Regions from separate parts of the Homo sapiens genome. Here regions 1 and 3 are each linked to region 2. A link is a contact called in ENCODE Hi-C or POLR2A ChIA-PET data. All regions are on one chromosome and are shown on one strand. Each heading gives the region's core, a stretch centred on a gene start or an enhancer-like site at or near the end of the contact. The rest is flanking DNA. Distances are from core to core; before and after follow the strand shown.

Region 1 (4,237 bases), core at 1,205-3,704, 270 kb after region 2:
TCTGGCTGCTGGCCCTTTTTAAAATGGGTTGTTATTTTTTTCTGTGGGCTCATAGGTCTCAGGGTTTGGTGGCTTGTGTGTTCTAAGTGGCGGGAGCCCCATGGGTGGCAGAAGGTCCCCACAGACTGAATTGTAGAAGCCGCCAGCCCCCTGCTAATCACCTGTAGGAAACTCCCCAAACTTCTCACACTGCCCCAGCTTCCAGGTAGAGGACTCAGTCTCCCATTCAGCTCCTCCTTGGCCCCTTCAGCTAGGAAAACCCAGCACAGTCACACTAGGCTTGTGTTGACATTAGCCCTGACAGCCCCTCTCCACTCAGGATTGACTGTCTTCCCTTGTTCACCTTTGACATTATTCTCTAGGCACCTGCCCAGCCCACTGGAAGAAGGAAGCTTACAATTCTGTATGCTTGGAACCCACCAAAGCCTGAGGCCTCACTGGCACCCAGCCATCCACAGGAGTTAGCAGCTGTTTGAGTCCAGAAGGAAGAACTTTTGGAGTCGGAGGTGGGAAAGATAGAAATTGCATCCAAATTATCACATTCCCAGAACCCTCTTTTGGCCCTGTAAGTTATTCCCATAGCCATTGATCATGCAATAGCCTGGATGAAAAGAGTAGAGCTGGAATGAATAGCTACAGTCCTGGTTAACAACAGCTTGAATACAAGCTCATTCCACTCCCAAGTTTCAGGCTGGCCTATCTGGGAGACAAATGCCAACTACTGTGGTCCTACACATTTTTACCACCACTGCATGCAGAGATAAGAGAGAGTTACTGCACTTTCATTATGAAAAAAAGCAACCAAAATGGCTTGGAGTAAAAATGTAAATTTTTCCTAACCCTGCTTTATCTGATGAGATATCCACCTGCAGTGAGGAATCACTGCCAGTTTCCCCTCAGAAGGTGTAAAGATCAGGCTAGTTCTGGGAAGGAAGATTGAGTGAGCATATTATTAACCTAAATGGAATTAGATTTCCGTTTCAATAAAGATTCCCATTAAGGCTGCAAGCAATACAGCGACAGCAGTGCAGCCATAACCACCCACTGCCTGTAGGAAGATGTGCTTGAATTACACCTGGCTGTGCACCCCATTATCACTTCACAAAAGGTAGTAACTTGAGGTGGACCTCTGTGGTCACCGTGTCCTTCTGCTGATGCCACAAAGGAATCCTAGCTTGGATGCAATCAATAATCCAAACATACATTACTCATGTATCAGCATATGACAAGAGGATGACAGTGGTTAATCAGCTAATTATGACATGCTCTTTTCATCCCATAGTGTATGACTTATTGAATATTCTTGTATTTTTATGTTTAGTTGCAATGGAAAGGGTATGGCAACTATATTTTATTCAAACTGTGTCCATCAAGAAGGGCAAATCCGTATGTATGTGTGATTTTGTTTTTGTTTTTGTTTTTTTTGAGACAGAGTTTCGCTCCTCTTGCCCAGGCTGGAGTGCAATTGCGCGATCTTGGGTCACTGCAACCTTCGCCTCCCAGATACAAGCGATTCTCCTGCCTCAGCCTCCTGAGTAGCTGGGATTATAGGCGTGCACCACCATGCCTGGCTAATTTTTTTGTATTTTTAGTAGAGACGGGATTTCACCGTGTTGGCCAGGCTGGTCTCAAACTCCTGACCTCAGATGATCCACCCGACTAGGCCTCCCAGAGTGTTGGGATTACAGGGGTGAGCCACCACAACCAGCGAAATCCATGTTTTTATATCCCTGGGGGAGGCATTGCCAGGGCCTGCCATACTGGGGTAAGCAGCTACTCCAGAGTCTTTGTCCTGTTTACCTATTTCAAGTCTAATGAAAATGTCAATTCTCTTTTAAAAGACTTAGGAAAGACGTCACACACTGGCATCCTGTGAGCTGCTGCAGCCCTCAGATTTGTTTTGTATGAGCAGCAGGTTTTTTCATTGTGTTTTTGTTTTTGTTTTTTTCAATGAATTCACTGCCAGTCTTCAAAACTCTGCCCTCAGATTTGTTTTGTATGAGCAGCAGGTTTTCTCATTTTGTGTGTGTGTGTGTGTGTGTGTGTGTGTGTGTGTGTGTGTGTGTTTAATGAATTCAGAGTCTCTAAAAAAAACTAAGAAAATCTAACAGAAAAGTCTGGACTTCTAGTTTTTCTTGGAAAAAAAGATTGTCTGGCTATCCTGGGCCCAAATTCCCTCATGCTGACAAGTGGCAAGACTGAACAGCAACTGTTTCTGCGCTCCCGCTGGCCCCAGGGGAGGGCCGCTTTTTAATTTTACACCCAGCAGCTTCTTTCCCTTTTATCACCTGGCTACCTGCTGACTTGAGAGTACCATAAGGTAGAAACAGTCACCAGAAGACCACAGTTCCAGTCCCCACTGCACTGGGAAACCCTGGGCACCTACCATCACAATTTTAAGCCCTTCTTGCATATGAGGAGACTGGAGCCAGGGTGGTGAAGTGGCTTGCCCGAAGGCATTAGCCCAGTGTTCTTTCCAATGCACCAGTGATGAGCAACCTAAATGCAGACAAAAGTGCTTCTGTTGCTCAGAGAAAAGGTAGGGCACCGGGAGCTGAAGGCGCAGGGAGGAGGGTGCGGTGCAGGATGACTGCCTCACTTGCCAGATGTGTCTAAAAGAAGAATCCCCATTCTCTTCCTGTTTCCTCTATAGACAAATAATGTTCACCACTCCACTTCCTTGTTCCTTCACACCTGCTACTTTGGATTCAGACGAGAAGTTCCAAGAATCCCTGAGTCCACAGCATGACTCTGGTTTGCAGAACCTCTGTCCAGACCAGCCAGATCAGAATACAAAGGAAAGTGACACATCCTGGATCTCAACCCACTTCGATGGGAAGTCTTCCTGATAAATTTAGAGATAACCTAAAGCCCTTGGGGACTTCCTCTTGATTTGAATCTGCTGAACACCTGCCGCACCCCCACCGCACCCCCCCCCCCCGCCCCCCGCCACCGCAGATGAAAACATCAACTCTGCAGAATTAATGGATATGGGAATCACCTGGGGACCTCTCATTAAATTGCAAATTATGATTCAGAGGGTCTGGGGAGGGACAGAGACTCTGCATTTCTAACAAGCTCTCCGGTGGTGCCCACGCATCACCGGGGCCGGAGAACCTTCCATCATTCCAGCAATGCTCACCATCACTGCCATTCTTGCTCTTCTTTCTGGGGCCGTTGCCCATTTTCTCCATGGTATCCTTCTTTTTTCCTATTCTTTTCCTCTTTTAATCCTTTTTTTCTTCCCAGCCAACTCACTATTCCTATATCCCTGCTAACCCTCAATGCTCCTTCACTCAAAGATGAAGAAACTCCTGCCCTTTCTTCCTCCAGACATTCATCTCCCTCCCTCCCTCCTCTCCTCAGCTTTGTAGTGCCAGGAAAAGAAAGATCACCATTTACTGACAATTTTGTGTGAAGCACTGTCCCAAGTGCATTACCCATATTACTTAACTCTCACAACAACCCTGCAAAGTACACATTATTTCTGCCATTTTAGACATGAGAAAATTGGGACTTGGGGTGGTTAAAGAAATCTTGTCCTCAACCAGGAAGTAGTGATCTGAGATTAGAATTTAGATCTGTCTGAGGCCAAAGTCTACAACTTCTATACTGCACCATGCTCATATAAGGTGAACAATCTAGAAGGCAGCTGGTAGGAGTGGCTTCAGTAAAAAGGAATGGAATACCACGAGCTTCACCCCATTTATGCATCCTGAACCCTTCACTCCACTTTTGTTAAGTACATGCCCTATGAGACGGTTTGACATACCAATAATGAGAGCTGTTTCAAGAATGCCCAGATTAGCTAGGATGGTTGGGACCTAAATAGCACAGTAGTAATATTAAAGCCCAAAGTTGCCAATATGCTCAATTTTCAATGTAACCTTTTATTATAAATTAAGACCCATAACTGTACACACAGAGTCTGTTACCAAAAAAGAAATTCCTTCCATTGGCCAATTATTCAACCACATGAAGTCTACTAAAGGATGATGCCAAGCCACCCATCAGTCCACACAGGATCCATCATGGATGGATAGCCAGTTCCTTTTTCTCTCTCTAGTTTCTCTTCCTTGATTCCACCTCTAGGATCCCCTCGCTCTCTTATTGTCCTTTGCCTTGTCCTCAAGATCCTACCAAGAGTCCTGGCTTCCCACCTGGGAGCATGTACCAGTTCTCCAAACCTTTGTGTGTTTCTGATTCCTCAGACTACCGCATCTACAAACTAGGAAAC
Region 2 (4,247 bases), core at 804-3,303:
TGTCAGTCAGTCACATGGTTTCTGAGGAACAATGTCTCTTCAAATCTGCAATAAAGTGACTGAACCAGGTAATCACCAGGGACTTTTTCAGGTCTAGCATTATCTGATGGTATGTGTCCGTAATCTAATACAGGGTCTAATGTTAGCAGGAAAGAGGTTGCTCAGTAAATGGTTGCTCTCTACCATTTAGCAGTTGCAGTAAAGAAACACCATGCACACTATTAGTGCCATTTGTTAGTGAATTAAGTTTTCTCCTTCCTTTGTGGCCAGAAAACTTATGCATGTTACAACCAATGCCTTAATTCAGAAGAGTGGTTCTAGTATCTGGTGTCTTAGGTTCCCTTGAGGAAATAATTCAATTCAATGCAGGTGGAAGCACTTTTTGGTAACTTTGAAATCACAACTCTGAGGCTCAGTTGAACACAGTAATAATTCTTTGGATAGACAATAGATGGCAGTACAGCATCAATTTATAACTTATAAACTATAGTTAAACCTAAACTTTTATGCTACATTTTATTATTTTGGATGTACATTACTATAAAACAAGAATTATTAAAAAACTTATTTAACTTGCCTTATATTAGGCTACACATATTTAAATGCTTAAGGAACAACTTGGTGGTGTAGACCAACATTAGGAAAACTCGAACTAGATTTATCAGGGCCACTTTCAAGGGCTTTGGAGAGGCCCTAGCACTGTCAATCTTGAGAAAGTAAGAGATTCTCTTTTCTTTTTATTAAAGAGGCCCGCCCCCTTCTTATATAAGCTTTAGGTCTCACAATTCTGGGATTTGTCTGAGAATAGCCATGCGGCTCTTTTAACTTGGGAAAGGGAAAACAGTCTTGCCGTTATTAATTTTGCTACCAACTTAATCTCCAGGGAGAGGGGCAATCTGGTTTTTTAAAGTAAGCCAAATAAAAAGGAAACATAATTGAATGAATTGGCAAATGTTCCACTTACTTCTAAGTCTGAGTAAAATCAAGTACCATACTTAACACTGAAACTTTCACTCTGGCAGTATAACATCTGTGCTAAAAAGAAAAGGGAGGTACAAAGGAGTATAATTAGCAAGTTAATAAATTATCCTCTGCTAAGACTGCAGACCAATATGATAGCATTTGGCGGTTGTTTTATGTTATTTACCCAAGAGGTTATTGTCGTTAATAAATGACCAGTTGTGACTATTCACAAAGGAAACTGTGCTTCCATTGGCACATAAATTTCTCATCAGGGAGCCAAGCTTAGCCTCTGTTATGACCACCTACACCCTACTCATCAGGAGTAAAACTAAAATTAACCCTTTGGGTACAAAAATAATAGAAAGAATGAATAAGACTCAGTATTTGATGGCACAACAGGGTGACTATAGTGATAATAATGTAATTGTACACTTAAAAATAACTAAAAGAATATAATTGGATTGTTTGTAACACAAAAGATAAATGCTTGAGGGGATGGATGCCCCATTCTTGATGATGTGATTATTACACTTTGAATGCTTGTACCTCATGTACCTCATAAATATATATATATATATATATATATATCTACTATGTACCCACAAAAATTAAAATAATAATAATGAAAACATTACCCTTTGGAAAAGAAAAGTTAACAAACTTTCCAATTGGTCTTTCCTGTTGCAAACATTTATTAAGGTTGGCTTTTAGGCTAGGGAGACTTATCTATGTGTAGTTCCAGAGGTAACCATTATTCGGAATTGAAAATATTTCTGCCCATTCGATAAGCCCCTATGTCTACTAGACCTTAATATCCTTGAGGGCAGGGAGTGGAATTGTTCACCTTTGTGTGCTTTGATATATGACATGTCATGGAAGATCTAGAAAATGCTGAAAGAATGAATGCTAGATAGTGTTACAAAGTTGCTTTAGGTCTTAGAGACCTCTTGGCACGATTTCAAGTGTATTATTTCTGTGTAATACATTGTGAAGGTTGTGTTTCAGGAGACAAACTTGTCCAGTAAGCTTGCTAGGAGTAGAAGGCCTGTGACTGACTCTAGAGAGGAAGTAGAACATGCTCCTGGGACGGCCTGAGTTTCCGGGGCTGGGCAAGAAGCTGCCCTGAAGCAGAGTTCTGTTTGCGAAGCCCACTCAGCCCACACATCCTGTGACCTTGCCTCACCTCCAACCAAGTCCTGGAGCAAACTGTGAAATCATGGCGTCCATGGCCAGGTGCACAGCAGCACTGTCTGGATCTGGGTCACGAGGAAAGGGAATTTAGCCAACACCCCATCATTCTCCTCCTCTCAAGGGGAAGCAGAGGTTATTGGGTATACCACACACACTCAGCAGTTCCTGTTTTAGAATGATGGTGAAGCAAGGGCCGTCCCTGGAACTGTCTGTGATAGTCCTCACCTCCTCTAGCCACTGAAAAACTAAGCCTTCCCCCAGGGCCATGTGTACCCTCCCATCTGGGAGATCATGACCCCAAGTATAGAGAACTGACTCTTGGATAGCACACTGTGTCGACTTAGTTTATCCCCCAAATCAGGAGAGCAGGCAGGTTCACAGGGTTCAACACGCTACAAGGCCCAAATTATGAAAGTTCCTACTCTGGTAGCTCAAATTCCATCTTAAATATGTGTCATCTCTACCTCTCCCAAAGTGTAGCAAGTGTGGGGAACATATTTCAAGACAAAGCTAGGGAGAGGATAGAATGCACATCGACATCCATTTCTACCCTCTCCCTTCTCCTTTTTTCCTAATTGAACCTCAGCTTCTTCAGGTGTCTAATTTCTGCACAGTAGTGTCCTTCAGGTCTCAGCCTCAAAGGGTTGGGTCCAGTGATCGGTTTAGTGCAGGTATGAAAAGAAGCCTGCTAGGTGGCTTCTAGAGGAGATTTCCCCCACTTCTAAGCAAGTTACACAGGAAGGAATTATCATACCTCTATGTGACAGCTAGAAATGTAGCAGTGACTAAATTCAGTAGCAAAGGAATACACTAGTTAAACCAACTCAGTCTACCCCTTTTGTTTTATATGTGATAATATATTTTGTTTTTTATCAGGCTTCTGTGAGTTGGACTGTTATTTCCAGGCAAAAGGATCCTATGTTTTAAGCAGGGATTGTATCACAAGCAAAATACATAGAAAAGGCTACACTTGCCAGCTTTTAATTATGTAATACGTAAGTATCTAGGAAGAAGAGATAGGTCTTTTTTGGAGTGCCCGTCTCCGACAATACAAAGCTTAGGAAGCACAGGTAGATTGCTTTTATCTCTCTTGTCACTTGGAGTCAGTCAATGGGCACATATGTTTTTCCAAAAAGGAAAACTATTAAGGGGAGCAGACTGCCTAACATTTGTGGTTGACTTTTCACAATGTGTAAGTCTAATCTATGGCCACACCACCCTAAATGCACCTGATCTTGTCTGATGTCAGAAGCTAAGCAGGGTCGGGCCTGGTTAGTACTTGAATGGCTGACAATGTGTAAGTCCACAGCAGTTGGAATAAGCTTTCAAGTCCTAGGAGTCTTCTCTTGTTTGCTACTTCTTTGGCATATTTGTGAGCAGAAGGACAAGGTGAACACTAACTTAGGGTACTGGAACAATTAATAAAAATAGGTCTTGATGTAAGACACATTCATGGTAAGACGATGACAGCATTTCAACTTTAAGGTATTTTTCAGTTGTTACTTAAATTCTCCTGAGCTATATGTGTTTCTCTTTCCCTTCAAAAATACTGTATTTAAATTCCTAAGAAGATATTAGCCTCACAGGTAGAAATGTATTTTTATATGTGTTTATATATGGCATAATATATTGTCTTTACTGTACACAAGTATTACTTTCATAGTATGAAACTAAAGGAAAAACAAAAAGAAATATATTGCTGCTAATGTACCTTTACATTTTATATAATGCAAACAATAGTGACTTTTTAAAAAAGTATGTACAGGGGCCAGGCACAGTGGCTCACGCCTGTAATCCCGGCACTTTGGGAGGCTGAGGCAGGTGGCTCACTTAAGGTCAGGAGTTCGAGATTAGCCTGGCTAACATGGTGAAACCCTGTCTCCAATAAAAATACAAAAAAATTAGCTGGGTGTGGTGGCACATGCCTGTAATCCCAGCTGCTGAGGCAGGAGCATCACTTGAACCCGGGAGGTGGAGGTTGCAGTGAGCTGAGATCATGCCACTGCACTCCAGCCTGGTGACAGAGTGAGACTCTGTCTCAAAAAAAAAAAAAAAAAAGTACACAATAGAGTTCCACAAATTATGCCCATCTA
Region 3 (4,596 bases), core at 446-2,945, 420 kb after region 2:
TAATCCCTCACTTCCAGTTATTTCCCACAACAGGTTGATTGTAAGGCATGGCACATGGAGAAGGGTGAGGTATTTATCTTGTGGTTTATTTCCTGGATTTTATAATTTATAGGTAAGTTATATCACCCCAAATTTACTGAGCCCAGGTCCCACTAATAACAAAAAGCTCTATATCTCCCATTAAGATATATGCAACATGCAAAAAGGCTCTTGGGCTTTTTAGCCATTATGTTTTCTGTTGCACTTGGACCTAAAACCTCAACTTCCATATTCAAGCCTGGGATGATCAAGGGGGTGGAGGGGAGTGCAGGGAGGTAGAATGAAGGGGTGCTACTGTCGGTAGACAGACTGAGATGGCAAGGAGCCTAGACAAATGAAGATAAATTGAGTCAGAAGATCTGGATTCTTGCCCAGGTCTGGCCCTTCTTAGCTCTGTGAATTGGGCAGGTCACTGAACATTGTCTACTAAGTAGGAGTTGTATTAGTTTACCATGCCTAGTTCAATAGGTTATCGTGGGTACAAAGGTGGAACAATGGATGGGAAGGTGCTTTGTAATTACTCATTCATTAGAGATGAGGGAAGAAACTGTTGGCACTTTTTATGAGGGAAGAATCTGTTGGGCCTGCATTTCCAACCATCTGCAAGACTTTGCTACATATTAACTCTGCCTATCACTATGCATAATCCTTCCCATTGGCAAGATCCTTTGAAAACCGAGGGCTGTCAGCAGAGCCACTTGATTCTGGTTATTGAGAAAAGCTTTTCCTGCCAGTTCAACCTAAGCCTGGGCCTTCCCTAGGCCCATTTTAGCACCAGGTGGCAGAAAAAAGAAAATCTGAATGTAAAACATCTTAAAGAGTCATTTTACATTTCCTGGAAGTCTCAGGGCAGGGGGCTGTAGCCCAGAAAGAGGAATTACACTCCTATAACACACAGAGAAACACTCTCAAATCCTAGCTGGAAAATCTTCTCCCCTAGGCCTGTCATGAAGACAGCTGCTTCCCTAAGTCCCTCTCATCTTCTCCCATACTCTTGCCTTCTCCACCTCTGCTCTCACTTCTTACTGAACTTTTTCATCCTAATTTGGATAATTTTCTGATGTTTTTCTCCATCCACAACCCAAGCAGCCCAGTGCAGCCCAACAGCTGAGCTTTGTTTGTGTATTAGAAGAAACTTATGGGCCAGGCTCAGTGGATAGAGCTTGTAATCACAGCACTTTGGGAGGCCAAGGCGGGCAGATCTCTTGAGGCCAGGAGTTCAAGACCAGCCTGGCCAACATGAAACTCCGTCTCTACTAAAAATACAAAAATTAGCCGAGCGTGGTGGCACATGCCTGTAATCCCAGCTACTCAGGAGGCTGAGGCAGGAGAATCGCTTGAACCCGGAAGGCAGAGGGAGGGAGCCGGCATTGTGCCACCGCAGTCCAGCCTCGGCAACTAAGGGAGACTCTGTCTCAAAAAAAAAAAAAAAAAAAAAAAAGGAGTATGAATACTTACTTTTTTTCCAGCTGCCTCTGCCCTGGACACACTTTTCCAGCTGTCTCTGCCCTGAAGCTGTGTATATGCCGGTGCATGGCCTGAGAAGAGATAAAGATCTCTCCTTTAGATCCTGGGAAGTGCATGCCAACACCGGAGAGCTGCCTGCTCTCAGGAGCTGGAGGCCCTTGGGTAGGCTGTAGGCCCCACACTGTGGCCCACTCCCTTCCTTCTCTTCTCCTAATAACCACTGCTGAACAAGTTTGAGTCCCCAGGCAGGTACGTGGCTCATAAATTGTTCAGCAAAGGGTGGCTGTTAAGATGACTAATAGTGTGCCATGAGCTGTAGGGGTATTCAAGGGAAATATGACCCAACTCTGCCTTGGAGAAGTTTAAAATCTATCAGTGTAGGTGGGTAGTGTTTCTTACATTCTAGTACTGACAGAACCTTAAATCTGGTTGAAACAAAGGTCCAGTCCTCTGCCTTTCAGCAGGAAAAAGTCTTTAATTTACATATAAAGCCTTTGAGTCTTGGGCAAGTTAAGTAATTTTTCTCAAGATCACACATTTGTCTGGGACAAGAACTACATCCTCTCTTAGCCTTCTGGCTCTCCATAAGAGACAACATTCACATGTTTTCTGTTCTTCAAAAAGTAGCAGTTGCCTTCTAAACTTATCCGGTACAAAGTTGTGAAAATTGATCTGTCTATTGTTTTGACTGCCCTTGCAATATTTGGGTCATCTCAAACTGAGGCTACCTAAAATCCCAGAGCTGTGTCTCCAAGCCAGTGATAAGCCAGATGGCAGAGGATGAAATGTTATTAGACTCCATTTATCCAGAAGAGGATAGCTATACCATTAAGAAGGAGGAGAATAAATTAGTAAGCAATGTAACTGCAACATGGCAGCAGAGGAAAGATTTTGAATGTATTAACAGCATTTTCTTTAAAAAAAAAAAAAAATGGCACTGTGAAAAGGGGAAGAAGCAGGAAATGGCCTTAAAAAATATGAGTACAAAGACATATTGATTAAGAGATATGGGTAGTTCCATCAAATAAATATAAAAGAAAAGCCAGGTCAGGTTAAGACTCTGCCACTTCAAGGAATTAGTGAAGATGAACATAACCTATCCTTCCTTTTGGTCTCTCTGGATCTCAGGCAGGCACTCTCTCTCCCATCTCTCTCTCTCTCATACACACGCACACACACACACATACACACGTGCACACAGACGAGTGGGATAAATATCGCGAATGCAGCACAGACCACCACCTTAAATCTCATAATCATTCTATTTCAAGGTTGCTCAAGTCTGACAGCTCTAACTACAACTCCAGAACTTCAGAAGGTTTATTTGAAGAGCTGTTCAAGTGCTATGAACTACAAAGGCTTCTGGGCTTTTCTATTCCTTGCCTATAAACTCAGTTGAAAACTTCTTTTCTTCTTCCCCTACCCCCCTTAGAGGGCAGTCTGTGATACCATTAGTAGTTCTAAAATGGTGAACACCAGAATGCTGTTCAATTGACCAGTAACTTAAATCCATTTAAGTTTAATGATATAAACTAAACTGCTGGACTCCTGGGTGCTAGGAAACACCACATCAGAAATATGCCATGTGGGGCCGGGCGTGGTGGCTCACGCCTGTAATCCCAGCACTTTGGGAGACCAAGGCGGGCGGCTTGCAAGGTCAGGAGACCGAGAACATCCTGGCTAACACGGTGAAACCCCGTCTCTACTAAAAACACAAAAAAATTAGCCAGGCGTGGTCGTGGGCACCAGTAGTCCTAGCTACTTGGGAGGCTGAAGCAGGAGAATGGCGTGAACCCGGGAGTCAGAGCTTGCAGTGAGCCGAGATCACGCCACTGCACTCCAGCCTGGGCAACAGAGCGACACTCCGTCTAAAAAAAAAAAAAAGAAATATGTCATGTGGTTACTTAGAAAGATTCATGTTTGTGTTGGTCATACTTTCCCTGTCTCCCCTCATGGCATCCTTCTTCCCACACTCTTTTCAGATCTTTTTGTTTTCTTTTAATTAATAGACTTACGTTTTGAGCAGTTTAAAGTTTTTCAGAAAAACTGAGTGGAAATTATGGGTTCCCATGCAACCCTCCCATGACCCCTTCCAGTTCCCTTATTGTTAACATCTTAGTGCATTAGTGTGGGACATTTGTAATCATTGATAAGGCAATAGTGAAACATTATTATTAACTAAAGTCCATAGGTCACATTAGGGTTCACTCTTAGTGTTATACATGTATGAATTTACACATACATACAATGGTGAATGGCATATATTCACCATTACAGTATTGATGTGGTTTGGATCTATGTCCCCACCCAAATCTCATGCTGAATTGTAATCCCTAATGCTGGAGGTGGAGCCTGGTGGGAGATGATTGGATCACAGGGGCCGTTTCTAATGGTTTAGCATCATCCCCCTAGTGCTGTTCTCATAATAGAGTTATCATGAGATCTGGTTGTTTAAAAGTGTGTAGGCCCTCCTCCCATTCTCTTCCTTCTGTTCTGCCAATGTGCCTGCTTCCCCTTTGCTTTCTGCCAAGATTGAAAGTTATCTGAGGCCTCTCCAGAAGTTGCTGTGCTTCCTGTACAGCAGGAATTATGAGCCAATTAAACTTCTCTTTGTAAATTACCCAGTCTCAGGTATTTCTTTATAGCAGTGCAAGAATGGACTAATCCAAGTGTCATACAGAATAGTTTCACTACCTGTGTTAGCCTGTTCTCCCACTGCTATAAAGAAATACCTGAGATTGGGTAATTTATAAAAGAAAGAGGTTTAATTGGCCCACAGTTCTGCTGGCTTTACAGGAAACATAGCAGTTTCTGCTTCTGGGGAGTCCTCAGGAAACTTACAATCCCAGTGGAAGGTAAGCAGAGAGCAGCACTTCACATGGCCAGAGAAGAAGTAAGGGCAGGGTGGAGGGTGCCACACACTTTTAAACAGCCAGATCTCGCGAGCACTCACTCGCTGTGATGAGAGCAGCACTAAGGAGGAAATCTGCCCCCATGATCCAATCACCTCCCACCAGGCCCCACCTCCAATATTGGGGATTACAATTGAGCATGAGATGTGGGTGGGGACAGAGATCCAAACCATATCAT

Evidence for each region. Hi-C counts contacts between places; a loop is a spot of excess contacts on that map. ChIA-PET counts read pairs that join two places held with the same protein, here RNA polymerase II (POLR2A). Pooled maps may share reads with other maps.
Region 1: a map with no recorded cell type shows a loop between it and region 2 (1.8-fold over the local background). The contact joins two enhancer-like sites. A Hi-C loop is called at or near these places in 3 of 37 single-sample maps with no recorded cell type and 3 of 50 pooled maps.
Region 3: a loop to region 2 is called in a map of mammary epithelial cell, with 7 times the contacts of the local background. The contact joins two enhancer-like sites. A Hi-C loop is called at or near these places in 1 of 168 maps with a recorded cell type or tissue (mammary epithelial cell), 1 of 37 single-sample maps with no recorded cell type and 1 of 50 pooled maps. POLR2A ChIA-PET finds 5 or more read pairs at or near these places in 1 of 52 experiments (activated naive CD4-positive, alpha-beta T cell).

Annotation. Positions count from the first base shown.
Region 1 is chr6:106,713,582-106,717,818 of GRCh38, forward strand. It overlaps LOC105377927 (a long non-coding RNA gene), which reads left to right. Exons shown (of 4, transcript XR_942841.3): 3 at 363-506; 4 at 2,654-2,931. LINC02532 (long intergenic non-protein coding RNA 2532) reads right to left here. Exons shown (of 7, transcript NR_033557.2): 7 at 3,871-4,237. Among named protein-coding and RNA genes, the nearest start is that of LINC02526, 20 kb to the left of the region's middle. Within about 2 kb of position 2,455, at least 4 of the 41 ENCODE cell types and tissues checked have a DNase peak (open chromatin) inside an H3K27ac peak, as active enhancers do.
Region 2 is chr6:106,446,023-106,450,269 of GRCh38, forward strand. All of the region lies in intron 1 of CRYBG1 (crystallin beta-gamma domain containing 1), which reads left to right. It also overlaps the pseudogene RNA5SP211. Among named protein-coding and RNA genes, the nearest start is that of CRYBG1, 87 kb to the left of the region's middle. RefSeq lists an enhancer at 1,848-2,349. Within about 2 kb of position 2,054, at least 8 of the 41 ENCODE cell types and tissues checked have a DNase peak (open chromatin) inside an H3K27ac peak, as active enhancers do.
Region 3 is chr6:106,870,561-106,875,156 of GRCh38, forward strand. No RefSeq gene overlaps it. Among named protein-coding and RNA genes, the nearest start is that of LINC02532, 85 kb to the left of the region's middle. Within about 2 kb of position 1,696, at least 4 of the 41 ENCODE cell types and tissues checked have a DNase peak (open chromatin) inside an H3K27ac peak, as active enhancers do.